3 separate regions of the Homo sapiens genome follow, and regions 1 and 2 are each linked to region 3. Evidence: read pairs that join two places in POLR2A ChIA-PET (ENCODE). Cell type or tissue: GM12878. All regions are shown on one strand. Region 1 overlaps EHBP1 (EH domain binding protein 1). Region 2 has its middle 85 kb from the start of MIR5192. Region 3 overlaps COMMD1 (copper metabolism domain containing 1).

Region 1 (4,000 bases), 830 kb after region 3:
AAAATGACCATGTAGCCCAAAGCGATCTACAGATTAAATGCAATATCTATCAAAATACCAATTACATTCTTCACAGAAATAGAAAATAAAAAACAGAATTTATATGAACCCACAAAAGACCTCAAATAGCTAAAGCAATCATGAGCAAAAATAACCAAGCTGGACGTATAACACTACCAGACCTCAAAGTGTATGACAAAACTATTCTTACCAAAACAGCATGGTACTAGCATAAAAGCAGACACATAGACCAATGAAATAGAATAGAGAACCCAGAAATTAATTCACATATCCACAGTGAACTGATTTGTGACAAAGACACCAAGGACACTCATTGGGGAAAGATAGTCTCTTCAATTAATTGTGCTGGGAAAACTGGATATTCTGGAACTAGACTGCCACCTCTCAAAATGGATCAAAGACTTAAATGTAAGACCTGAAGCATTGAAACTACTAGTAGAAGACATAGTGGAAACACTTCAAGACCTCAAACGCATAGGCAGCAAAAGCATAAATAAACAAATGGGATTACATCAAACCAAAAAGCTTCTGCACAGCAAAGAAAACAGCAGAGTGAAAAGACAACCTACAGAATGGAAGAAAATATTTGCAAACTACTCATTCGATGGAGGATTAATACCCAGAATATAAAAGAAACTGAAACATCCCAATAGCCAAAAAACAATTGAACTCAAATATGGGCAAATGACCTGAACAGATATTTCTCAATAGAAGACATACAAATGACCAAAAAATATATTTTTTACATGTCCAACATTACTAATCATGAGGGAAATGCAAATCAAAATCACAAAGAGATATCTCTTTCCAGTTAAGATGGCTATTATCAAAAAGACAAAAACAACAACAACAAAAAAACAAATGCTGGAGAGGATGCAGAGAAAAGGAAACTCTTAGATACTGTTGGTGGGAATGCAAGCCACTATAGCCGCTATGGAGAACACTATGGAGGTCTCACAAAAAATAAATAGAACTACCATATGATCCAGCAGTCCTCCTACTACTGAGTATTTATCCACAGAGAAATAAATTATTATATTGGAGATATCTACACCCCCGTGTTTATTGCAGCACTGGTCATGTTAGCCAAGATATAGACTCAACCTATTTGTCCAAAAACAGATGAATGGTTAAAGAAAATGTGGTGTATATACGTCATGGAATACTATTTAGCTAGAAAAAAAAGAATGAAATCCTGCCATTCATGGCAATACAGATGGAATTGGATGATATTATGTTATCTGTAATAAGCCAGGAAAAGAAAGTTAAACACTGCATGTTCTCACTCAAATGTGGAAGCTAAAAGTAAAAGTTGATCTCATAGAAGTAAAATGTAGAACAGAGGATACTAGAGGCTGGGAAGGCAGGGGAGGTGGTGGGGAGAGGAGCATATGGAGAGATTTGTTAAAGGATACAAAATTACAGCTAGATAGGATTACTCAATTCTTGTGTTATATACCACTGTAGAATGGCTATAAGTAACAATAATATAGCTACTTAAAGCTATATATTATTAGGAGGATATTGAATGTTCCCAGCACAAAGAAATAATAAATGTTTGAGATGATGGATATGTGAAATACCCTGATCTGATTAGTATACATTATATGTATCAAAACATCACCATGTTCCCCTTGAAAATAAACAATTATTATTTGTCAATTAAAAAATAAAGTTACAAGAGACAAAGGACATTATATATTAAGAAAATTTTCAATACATCAAGAAGATATAACAGTTAAAAGTATTTGCACACCTAATAACTGACCATCAAAATATCTGAAGCAAAAATGGCCAGAATCGGAAGTAGACATACACATACTTGTACAATAATAGTTGGAAACTTCTATACCCCACTCACAATAATGGATAGAAGAATCAGGTAAAATTAGGAAAGTAGAGGACTTGGACAACACAGTATGTGAACTAGATCTAACAAACATACAAAAAACTGCGCAACAACAGAATGCACATTTTCCCAAATGCACATGGGACATTTCCTGGATATATGTTAAGCCACAAATTAAGTTACAATAAAATTTAAAAGAAGAAACCATGCAAAGTATCTTTTCTGATAACAACATATGAAGTTAGAAATCAATAACAGATGGAAAACTGAAAAAAAATCACAAATATGTGGATTTTAAACTACACACTTGTAAATAAACAATGGATCAAAGAAGAAATCACAAAAGACTTAGAGAAAAATGAAAATAAAAACACAGCATACCAAAACTTCTGGGACACAATGAAAGCAGTGTTTAGGGGGAAATTTTTAGCAATTAACACTCACATTCAAATACAAGAAAGGGAACACCCCTGTGGTTAGAGGTTGCTGGGGTAGTGTAGAGGGCTGAGAACAACCTCTGAACCTGAAAGTGTCATGCCTGTTAGATAGTACTCTGTTTTCTTACCTGTCTCCAGCCCTCATGCTTTATCTGTGCTAACCCGATGGCCTAGCTTTTCCTAGGGAGGCGTTGTCCTCTGCCCTAAGGTGACCAAAAACTTTATTCTGCTTGTAAGGCTGTGTGGTGGGAATCAAAAAGTAAGTACTCACCCTCCAAGTCCTTTCTGGTGGCCTCTAGAAAAGACTGGCCTTAATTTTATCAACACTACCTCCAAGTTTGACAATGGCTGCTTGTAGACTATAACAAAGAGGACAGCATTCATGGAACCACTTAGGAAAGAGCAAATTGTAATGGAAGATGCAGCTTAATGTCAAGAACATGTTGTATAGCTGATGGGATCTTATTAATATTATTTTCCAGTGGGAAAAAAATAAAAATAAACAAGAAAGATCCCAAATTCAGCTACCTAATGTTACAACTTAAGGAACTGGAAGAACAAACTAAACCCAAAGCTAGAAAAAGGAAGGAAATAATAAAGATTAGAGCAGAGATAAACAAAATGGAGACTAGAAAAACAATTGAGAAAATTAATGAACCCAGATGTTGATTCTTTGAAGAGATCAACAAAATTGACAAACTTCAGCTAGATAGACTAAGAACAAAAAAAAAAAAAAAAGAGAAAAGGCTCACTTTAGTAAAATTAGAAATTAAATAAAGTGGGGACATTACTACCTATTCCACAGAAACAAAAAGGATTATAAGAAAGTACTAAGTAATTCTACACCAACAAATTGGGTAACCTAGGTGAAATAGACAAATTCCTAGAAACAGAAGACCTACCAAAATGAAACCATGTGGAAATAGAAAATATGCATAGAGCTCTAATTCGTAAGAAGAATGAATCAGTAATCAAAAATCTCCCAAAAAAGAAAAGCTCTGAACCTAATGGCTTCACCAGTGAACTCTATCAAACACTTAAAGAAGAACCAACACTAATTCTTCTCAAACGTTTCCAAAACATTGGAGAGGGAATACTCCTTACCTCATTATTTGAGGCCAGCATTATCCTGATACCAAAGCCAGACAAACACTACAAGAAAACAAAACTGCAGACTAATATCCCTATGAACTTTGCAAAAAATCCTCAATGTCATACTAGCAAACTAAATTCAGCAACATATTAAAAGAATTACATACCACAACCAAGTGGGATTTATGCCTGGAGTGCAAGGATGATTAGACATATGTAATCAGTGTAATACACTACATTAGCAGAATGAAGGAGATAGTACATGTAATCATCTCAGTCAATCCAGAAAAAGCATTTGATAGAATTCTATACCCTTTCATGATTAAAAAAAAATTAAACATACTAGGAATTAAAAGAAATTACCTAAACATGATAAAAGTCATATATGAAAAACCCACAGAAAATATCATATTCAATAGTGAAAGACTTCTATGATCAAGAACAAGGCAAGGATGCCCTCTCTTGCCAGTTGTCTTCAACATAGTATTGAAAGTCCTAGCCATCACACTTAGGCAAGTAAAAGATGTAAAAGGTATTCAAATCAGAAAGGAAGGCATAAGATTATCTCTGTTTGCTGATGAGAAGATCCTGTATATAAAAA
Region 2 (4,000 bases), 190 kb after region 3:
GGATAGGTTGCTAGAGGCCTGAGCTTACCAGCCCAAGAGCTGTGGCCATCCCAGGCCCACATAGCAAAGGGCACAAATATCTTAAGGCACACTTATGTCTAGGGAGACTGTCCAGGGGCCCTGGAACCCTCCCGAGAGAGGAGGAGGTACAGCTTTGAGAGATCTTCTATTGACTTCTCAATGGAAATGGAGACCTCACAGCACCACCATTTCACCACCAGCCCAGTGAGAGCCTAGAGCTCTGGGAGCCTGAGTCTGGGCTGTGGTGCAACGTGTGGTGCAAGGCTTCCACGTTTTCATCCTGCCTCCACCTAGAGCCTCTGCTGATCCCTTCCTGTCACATTCTTGACAACCCAAATAGCTCATTTCCCTTCCATGCTCACAGCTGGAGTAGGCAGGTGAGATCCCAAATGGGCCTCGGAGGCCTTTTCCAACTGAGTGGACACAGAGACATCATATATATCCACATGTAATATAGCAAATGGCAGATCATCTTGTGGGTCAAAATCTGCAAAAATCATTGGTTTTTCTTCTAACAGCTTTATTGACATATAATTTACAATTCACCCATCTAAAGTACACAATTCAGTGTTTTTTAGTACAGTCACAAAGGTTGCCTGTTCATCTTCATAATCAATTTTAGAACATTTTCATCACTTCAAAAAGAAACCCTGTACCCTTTAGTCACCCATCCCTCAACCACCCCCCAGCTATAGGCAACAACTCACCTACTTTTTGTCTCTATCGATTTGCCTATTTTGGACATTTCATACACATGGAATCATGCTATATGTGGCCTTTTGTGATTGGCTTCAAAATTACTTTTAACAGGGACATGGGATGACCTACATGTGAGTCCAAAAGATCATTGGCAGAAAGACAAGGTGGAGACAAATGGTTTAGGTTTACTTAATCTTGGAGTTCCAGTTGTCCCAGGGTGCTAATTCCCACCTCAGGAGGCTGTGGTGGGGAGTATGAAGGACCAGCGCAGACCTGGTTCCCAGATGCTCAGGGTGGAGGAGACTTGCTAGTGAAGAGAAGAGGCCTAGTATAATATTGTAAAATATATATTTGGGCCGGGCGTGGTGGCTCATGCCTGTAATCCCAGGACTTTGGGAGGCTGAGGCAGGTGGATCACTTGAGGCCAGGAGTTTGAGACCAGCCTGGCCAACATGGTGAACCCCCCCATCTCTACTAAAAATACAAAAATTAGCCAGGCATGGTGGTGGGTGCCTGTAGTCCCAGCTACTTGGGAGGCTGAGGCAGGAGAATCGCTTGAACCCGGGAGGCGGAGGTTGCAGTGAGCTGAGATTGTGCCACTGCACTCCAGCCTGGGTGACAGAGCAAGACTCCATCTAAAAAAAATTATATATATATACACACACACACACACACACACACACACACACACACACACATATATATATATATATATATATATAGAGAGAGAGAGAGAGAGAGAGAGAGAGTCTTATTCCGGTCTCCTAGCATACTCCTAAAATCCTTGGGAACTCCAAAGTCTTTTTGTTTGCTAATGAGTTGATCCATGGCTGGCAGCCCCTACCTAACTTCAGGATGTGAGCTGGTCACCAAAAAGACCAAGGCAGGATTAGAGGGATGGAACTTTCAGCTCTCCCTGCAATTCCTTATCTTATGCATCTCTTCATTTGGAGGAGAGGGGGCTAAAGTTTGGGTTAAGCACCAAAGGCCAATGGCTTAATCATGCCTGCCTCCATAATAACCCGAAAAGTTCTGGTTCAGAGAGCTTCTGGACAGCTGAGCATGAGGAGGTTCTGGGAGGGTGGCAAATACTGAGAGGGCACGGAAGCTCCAGACTCCATACCTCAACTTATGTATCTCTTCATTTCCTTTGTAATAAGCTTTATAAAAAAAAAAACGGTAAATGTGTTTCCTTGAGTTCTGTGAGCCACTCTAGCAAATTAATTGAACCCAAGGAGGGGGGCATGGGAACCTGGATCAATAGCCAGTTGGCAAGAAGCACAGACAAAATAATGAAACCACCTTTGCAAAGATGGTGATAATGAGAGAAATCTAACATGGCTGACTCCATCTTGCTTCTGGCCTCACAGGCTGGCTGTCTTCACTCATTCCTGGGCACAGGCTGAGCTAACCATGGGAGGAAGTTAGTTTATAGTTGAATTTGGAAGCAAAGATGATAACAGTCCCTTCCTAAAACATATCCCCTCCCTGTTTGGGGACTAAAACTGCCTTTGCAAGACTAATTAGGATTGTGGGAAAGGACTGAATTCTGCTAAAATATAGGCATAGTTTCTACAATTCTTTGCTGCTCAGGAGTCATGTGGCCAGAGGTCAGAAGGTTTGCAACTTCCTCAGTTGCTCCTATAGTAGAACCTAAGATTTGTCTTTTGAGATCTTTTTCAGACTTTTGTATTCTGGAAACCAACTGACCCCACTGAGACTTATAACTCATGACTTAACTAGTCCTGCGGTCCCTGACCCAGGAGCCGACTGAGGGCACGAGAACTGTTTTCCACGCCCCTATGATTGCATCCCCAAACAATCAGCAGCACCCATTCTCTAGTTCTCTGGCCACCAAACTATCCTTGACAAACCCTAGCCTCCAAGCCCTCAGGGAGACTGATTAGAGTGATAACACCAGTTGTTTCATGTGTCTGGCCTTGCATTAATTAAACTATTTCTTTACTGCAGTACCACGGTCTTAGTGAATTGGTTTTGTCTGTGCAGTGGGTGGGACGAACCTGTCAGGTGATTAAAATAATGGGGCTTGTGATTGACATTGGAAGTTGGGGGGCAGTCTTGTGAGGATGAACCCTCAACCTGTGGGATCTGACACTATCTCCAGGTAAATCGTGATTGAACAGCTGGCATCTGCTGTGGAATTGCTTGCTTGCCTGCTTATTGGTAGAGAGAAATCCCCACACATCTGATCACCCAGGTTTTCTGGGCTGATGGTTGTGGTGTGAGAGCAGAGGAAAAACAGTGTGTTTTTCATTCATCCCTAGTGAAAAGAAGACTAGCTCTGGAGCACTCTCAGATCAAAGCGATCTCGTTATGTATCAGTGGCATGCCCTGGCTTTCGAAAAGTTGAGGTTATGTAAGAGGTATTTTCCCTGCCTCTTATCCAGGAGGTTCTGTCTGAGTGCCAAAGTCAGCAAAGCAGTCCTCTAGGCTCTTCCCACTGAAGAGGTAGAGAAACTTTCTGTCACTTTGAAACTGAAAGTTGCCTAATCTGGGGTCCTTTAAGGACTGCTGTCTCCTCTATATTCCCAGATTTCTCCTGGCTGTTGTCCAGGGCTCTCCTCATTTCTCTGAAGGCCCTGAGCTGCCTGCCACCTGCCAGAGTCCCTGCTACCTGGCGATTACATTTGTCAAGGCAGAAGGCTTCTTGCCTCCTCCGTGTGAGCCCCACCACAGCAGCAGCCCCGTAAGAAGCTAGCTGGTCTGCATCCTAGCAGGACATCAGTGGTTTTGAAAAATATAGGCATTCATAGAAAAGATAGCAGGAAAGAAAACCAGACAGGGCTGTCTGGATCCACAGACCACCCAGATCATCCTCAGACCCACCAGATTCATTCTTGCCCCAGGGTTCCAGACCCATGGCAGGTGGCACAGCCTGGGACCTGGCCTCTCCCTCTAGGTTTCATGGGCACTATTCCCACCGCCATGACTTCGGGTGAGTCCCTCGGCCTTTCTTTTTCTTTCTTTTTTTTTTTTTTTGAGATAGAGTATTGCTCTGTCGCCCAGGCTGGAGTGTAGCGGCATGATCTCGGCTCACCACAATCTCCCCCTCCCGGGTTCAGCTCCCCGTGAGAAGTTCCAGCTCCCCGTGAGAAGTTCCACCATCAGGGACCCTCTCTTGTTTTGTTCAGACTCTGCTTTTCCGCAGCTGGTGTACTGGGGGAAGCCCACAACCCAGGGACGGCAGGTTGCTGAACTGACCCTCTGCCCTAGCCAGTGTCTGAGGTGGAGGCTCTTTCAATGGTCACTTTTTCTGGCT
Region 3 (4,000 bases):
TAATCTAGGTAGGGATGAGGACCGACAGTATAGCGCTGGTGTCGACAAAGGCTCTGGTATTTTCCCCATTTATGGCTATTTCTACTTCTCCTAAAGCATTAGTTAGAAGTAGGGGGGAAACCCTCTCTGTTCCCTCAGAGCATCCCTATTCTGGTTTTTGAGTTGTTCTGGTGCCTTCCTCTGGGGCCCTTTGCCCCCTTTGTGCAAGCACCCGTTTAAGTTTTTTGCATTCTTTTTTTAAAATATTCTTTCTTTTTGCAATAGTGGCAAATTGCTTCCTCTTGGGGTCGCTTAGATCTCTGGGGACCATGGGACCCTTGCAAACTCCCAACTTGGTTTCTAAGTTGTTTTAGTTGTAAACTCATAATTTTAGAGACTGTTTCCTTTCCTTTCTTTCTTTTTTTTTTTTTTTTTTGAGACAGAGTCTCTTGCCTAGGCTGGAGTGCAATGGCGCGATCTTGGCTCACTGCAACTTCTGCCTTCTGGGTTCAAGCAAGATTCTCCTGCCTCAGCCTCCCGAGTAGCTGGGATTACAGGCATGCGCCACCACACCCAGCTAATTTTTTATTTTTAGTAGAGACAGGGTTTCACCATATTGGCCTCCCAAAATGCTGGGATTACAGGTGTGAGCCACCGTGCCTGGCCTCCTTTTCTTTCTTAATGATTGTGACAGCTAGGTCAGCTAGGGTTGATGTCAGCTAGGGTTGACTAAGTGACTGGTGGGCAAGGAAGCCCAAGCCACATTATTCCTCTTTATTAGGGTTGCTAACTCCTTATCTAAACCTTGCATAAACCCAGAATTTAGTAAGATGTCACTTACTTTCCCCAAGGGTATTCCTGAAAACTGTTTGAATGTCTTTTCAAACCTGATATAAAAGTCAGGCACAATTTTGTTTGGGCGTATTTTACATTGTTTCACCTTTGCCCAATCTGTAACCGTGGAGAATATCTGTGGTACAGTTTCACAGAGGCGATTGCAGAGCTCTCCATTTCTGTCTTCCAGCTGCATCTATTTTGTCAAAATCTTCTAAAGGCTGTTTCCAATCTGCTACTCTAAATCATTCTTCAGCTTTGTTCTGGGGACCAGTAACTCAATCAGCTGACACATGTCAGAGAACCCTGGATCATAAGTCTTAAGTGTTAATTGGAATTCCTTAGCAAACTTAAAGGGATCTTCAGTCGGACTGGGGAATCCAGGTACCAGGGCCTTTAACTCTGATTTGGTCCAGGGGCTATACATTATGTTAGGATCCCCTCTGCCTGTAGGTTTTACCCTAAAAGGAGCAACTACTCTATTATTTTATCCAGCTATTTCTGGTCCCCCTGTGGCTTGAGGCAAGGGAGTAGGGGAGGGAGAAGGAAAAATGAAATTGTCTGGACAAGGAAGTTCAGAGAGAGCAGAGGGTCAGGAGGAGCAGAAGGGGAGACAGTTTCTGGAGCCTTCCTGATTTTAGAAGTGGCGAGACAGTTTCAAAATTTTTTTTAACTTCCTAAAGAGAGGCAAGCTTATCGTTTCCTCTTTTTGATGATTCTAGATGCCACCTAAGTACGATTCCCATTCATTTTCTTTGATTCGGGAGCCTCAGTTTTCTAATCTAGCACACAAGAAAACCAATTTAGGGACATCAAAAGTTCCCCATTTTGGAAACCTTAGACCTAGGTCATCTTTAGTAAGATCTTCCTATTTACATAAATACTCGCAAGTCAAGGCACCATAATTATTAAACATAAACCCAGCTGTGGTGCCCACTGGGGACCGCTCTCCTTGCCTTTCCTCTCTTTTGGAGGGTTTATTTGCTATCTCTCTCTTTTTTTTTTTTTTAAGAGCAATTGACCTGTGGCCTAAGGCTTTTGTGTGGTGGATCAATATGTGCTGCTTGTGGGCAGCACTTTACAGTGTTTCAACACTGAGTCGTTTCTACCCTCTTACGTGTCTCAGTTTCTCTCTTCAGAGGTCTGTCACCTCTGAGAGGGCTCAAAACACCAGGCGACCAGCCCTTATATGCGTTTCCTGGACAAGCCTTCTTAATATTTGTTGGGGAGTTTCCTGTAGGGCCGCTGCATGTTGCGGAGAGTCAACCTCCCAGACACTCCCACGAGGCCCCTGGTCACCCAGGGGCGCCTTCCAGCTGGGAGGAGCAAAATGCCCTTTCTCTTCAAAGCTGAGGAACTCACTCTCTCATTTGCTTATGAAAAATAATAGTTCAGTTCCTCACGCAAAGTGCACACAGACAAGCCAATTGAGATTAATTTTGAGAGAAAAGGCAATGGAGAATGACTGTTTTGAATACACCTCTGAAACCAAAATTAAGATTTTAACCAACTTCCTAGGAGAAAAGAGAGAGAGAGAAAAAAAAAACAGCTCAGAATAAATCAAGGACCATCAACCAAAATGGGAGGTCCAGGACTCAGGAGGACTTACCAGTTTCACCAGAGGAGAAGCTAGAACTTGGTGAGGTTTCACTGGGCCCCTGCTAGTACCTTAGCTAGGGTTTTAGGCAACTCCTTCAGGGTCCTGAGTCTTCTCTGTGGCCCCACGTGTTTGGGCACCAGATTATTGTTGAAGAGTCAAACACTGTAAAATATTTGAAGAGATTTATTCTGAGCCAAATATGAGTGACCGTGGCCCGTGGCACAGCCCTCGGGAGGTCCTGAGAACATGTGCCCAAGGTGATCAGGGCACAGCTTGGTTTTATACATTTTAGGGAGGTATGAGACTTCGATCAAATACATTTAAGAAATACATTGGTTTGGTTCAGAAAGGCAGGACAACTCAAAGGCAGGAGGCGGGGAAGGGGACAGTAGGGGCAGGGAGGTACTTCCAGGCTATAGGTAAATTTAAACATTTTCTGGTGACAATTGGTTGAGTTTATCTAAGGACCTAGGATCCACAGAAAGGAAATGTCCAGGTTAAGGTAAAAGATTGTGGAGACCAAGGTTCTTTTGAAGTCTTATAGTAGCTGCCCTCAGAGACAATAGATGAAAAATATTTCCTATTCGGATCTTTAAAAGGTACTAGACTTTAGCTAATCTCTTCAGGATTGGGAGGACCTGGAAGAAAAAGATCTAGCTATGTTAATAGAGATTCTTTACAGATGCAGGTTTTCACCCTACAAAGGATGGCTTTGCAGGGACATTTTCAAGATATGGCAGAGAAACATGTTTTGGGATTAAATATTTTGATTTTTTTGCCTGTCTTATAATGTTATGCCAGAGTCTGATTGGAAAGTAAGTCATGACATATAGGGTTAAATAAAACCCATCTGATGAGAATTTATGGTTTGTAGGACATGACTCCCCAGATCTCTTAGATAGGAATTTGGGCAAGATTTAAAAAAAAAAAAAATGAGAGCTTAGTCCTCAATGGCTTTTCTGGGCTTTTATTCACAACACCTCTGACACCAAAAGTATAGGTTTTTTCTCCCCTGCATGCCAACCAATTCTCTGATTCTCTGAATACCAACTGGATGTTCTACAATTAAATTCTGATACTACCCAGAGTTAGTGGAGACCCCACAGGTCTTAACCCCATTTTGGATGCCAGTCAAAAGTATTGAGTCCCTGCCAGGCATGGTGGCTCACACCTGTAATCCTAGCACTTTGGAAGGCCGAGATGGGAGGATCACTTCAGCCCAAAAGTCAAGACCAGCCTGGGCAACATAGCAAGACCCCATCTCTACAAAAAATTTAAAAAATTAGCTGGGCATAGTGGCAGACACCTGTAGTTCTAGCTATTCAGGAGGCTGAGACAGGAGAATCACTTGAGCTCAGAATGTCTAGGCTGCAGTGATCCCTGATTGCACCACTGCACTCCACCCTGGGTGACAGAACAAGACCCTGTCTCTCTCTCTCTCTATATATATATATATGGTCCCCAGGTTACCCACACTTATATCTAGCTACAAATTGGGTAGTCTCATGATCCCTACCCCCCAGTTCAATAATATGCTAGAATGGCTCATGAAGTAAAGTTCTTTACTTACCAAGGTATGGAGGAGGA

Evidence for each region. ChIA-PET counts read pairs that join two places held together with the same protein. Peaks named below come from ENCODE experiments on the same cell type or tissue, not always from the same donor. Only the 100,000 strongest peaks of a DNase experiment are listed, where the experiment ranks them.
Region 1: POLR2A ChIA-PET joins it to region 3 with 5 read pairs; 2 of 35 experiments call an interaction of 5 or more read pairs at or near these places.
Region 2: POLR2A ChIA-PET joins it to region 3 with 9 read pairs; 1 of 35 experiments calls an interaction of 5 or more read pairs at or near these places.

The regions. Positions count from the first base shown.
Region 1 is chr2:62,925,812-62,929,811 of GRCh38, forward strand. The region is part of intron 10 of EHBP1 (EH domain binding protein 1); the gene reads left to right. Among named protein-coding and RNA genes, the nearest start is that of EHBP1-AS1, 120 kb to the right of the region's middle. In GM12878, no CTCF peak of the experiment used is centred here; a DNase peak (open chromatin) is centred at 2,370.
Region 2 is chr2:62,289,192-62,293,191 of GRCh38, forward strand. No RefSeq gene overlaps it. Among named protein-coding and RNA genes, the nearest start is that of MIR5192, 85 kb to the left of the region's middle. In GM12878, no CTCF peak of the experiment used is centred here; no DNase peak of the experiment used is centred here; H3K27ac peaks cover 1,060 bases.
Region 3 is chr2:62,097,766-62,101,765 of GRCh38, forward strand. The region is part of intron 2 of COMMD1 (copper metabolism domain containing 1); the gene reads left to right. Among named protein-coding and RNA genes, the nearest start is that of B3GNT2, 96 kb to the right of the region's middle. RefSeq lists an enhancer at 1,696-1,985. In GM12878, no CTCF peak of the experiment used is centred here; a DNase peak (open chromatin) is centred at 2,166; H3K4me3 peaks cover 1,400 bases; H3K27ac peaks cover 2,382 bases.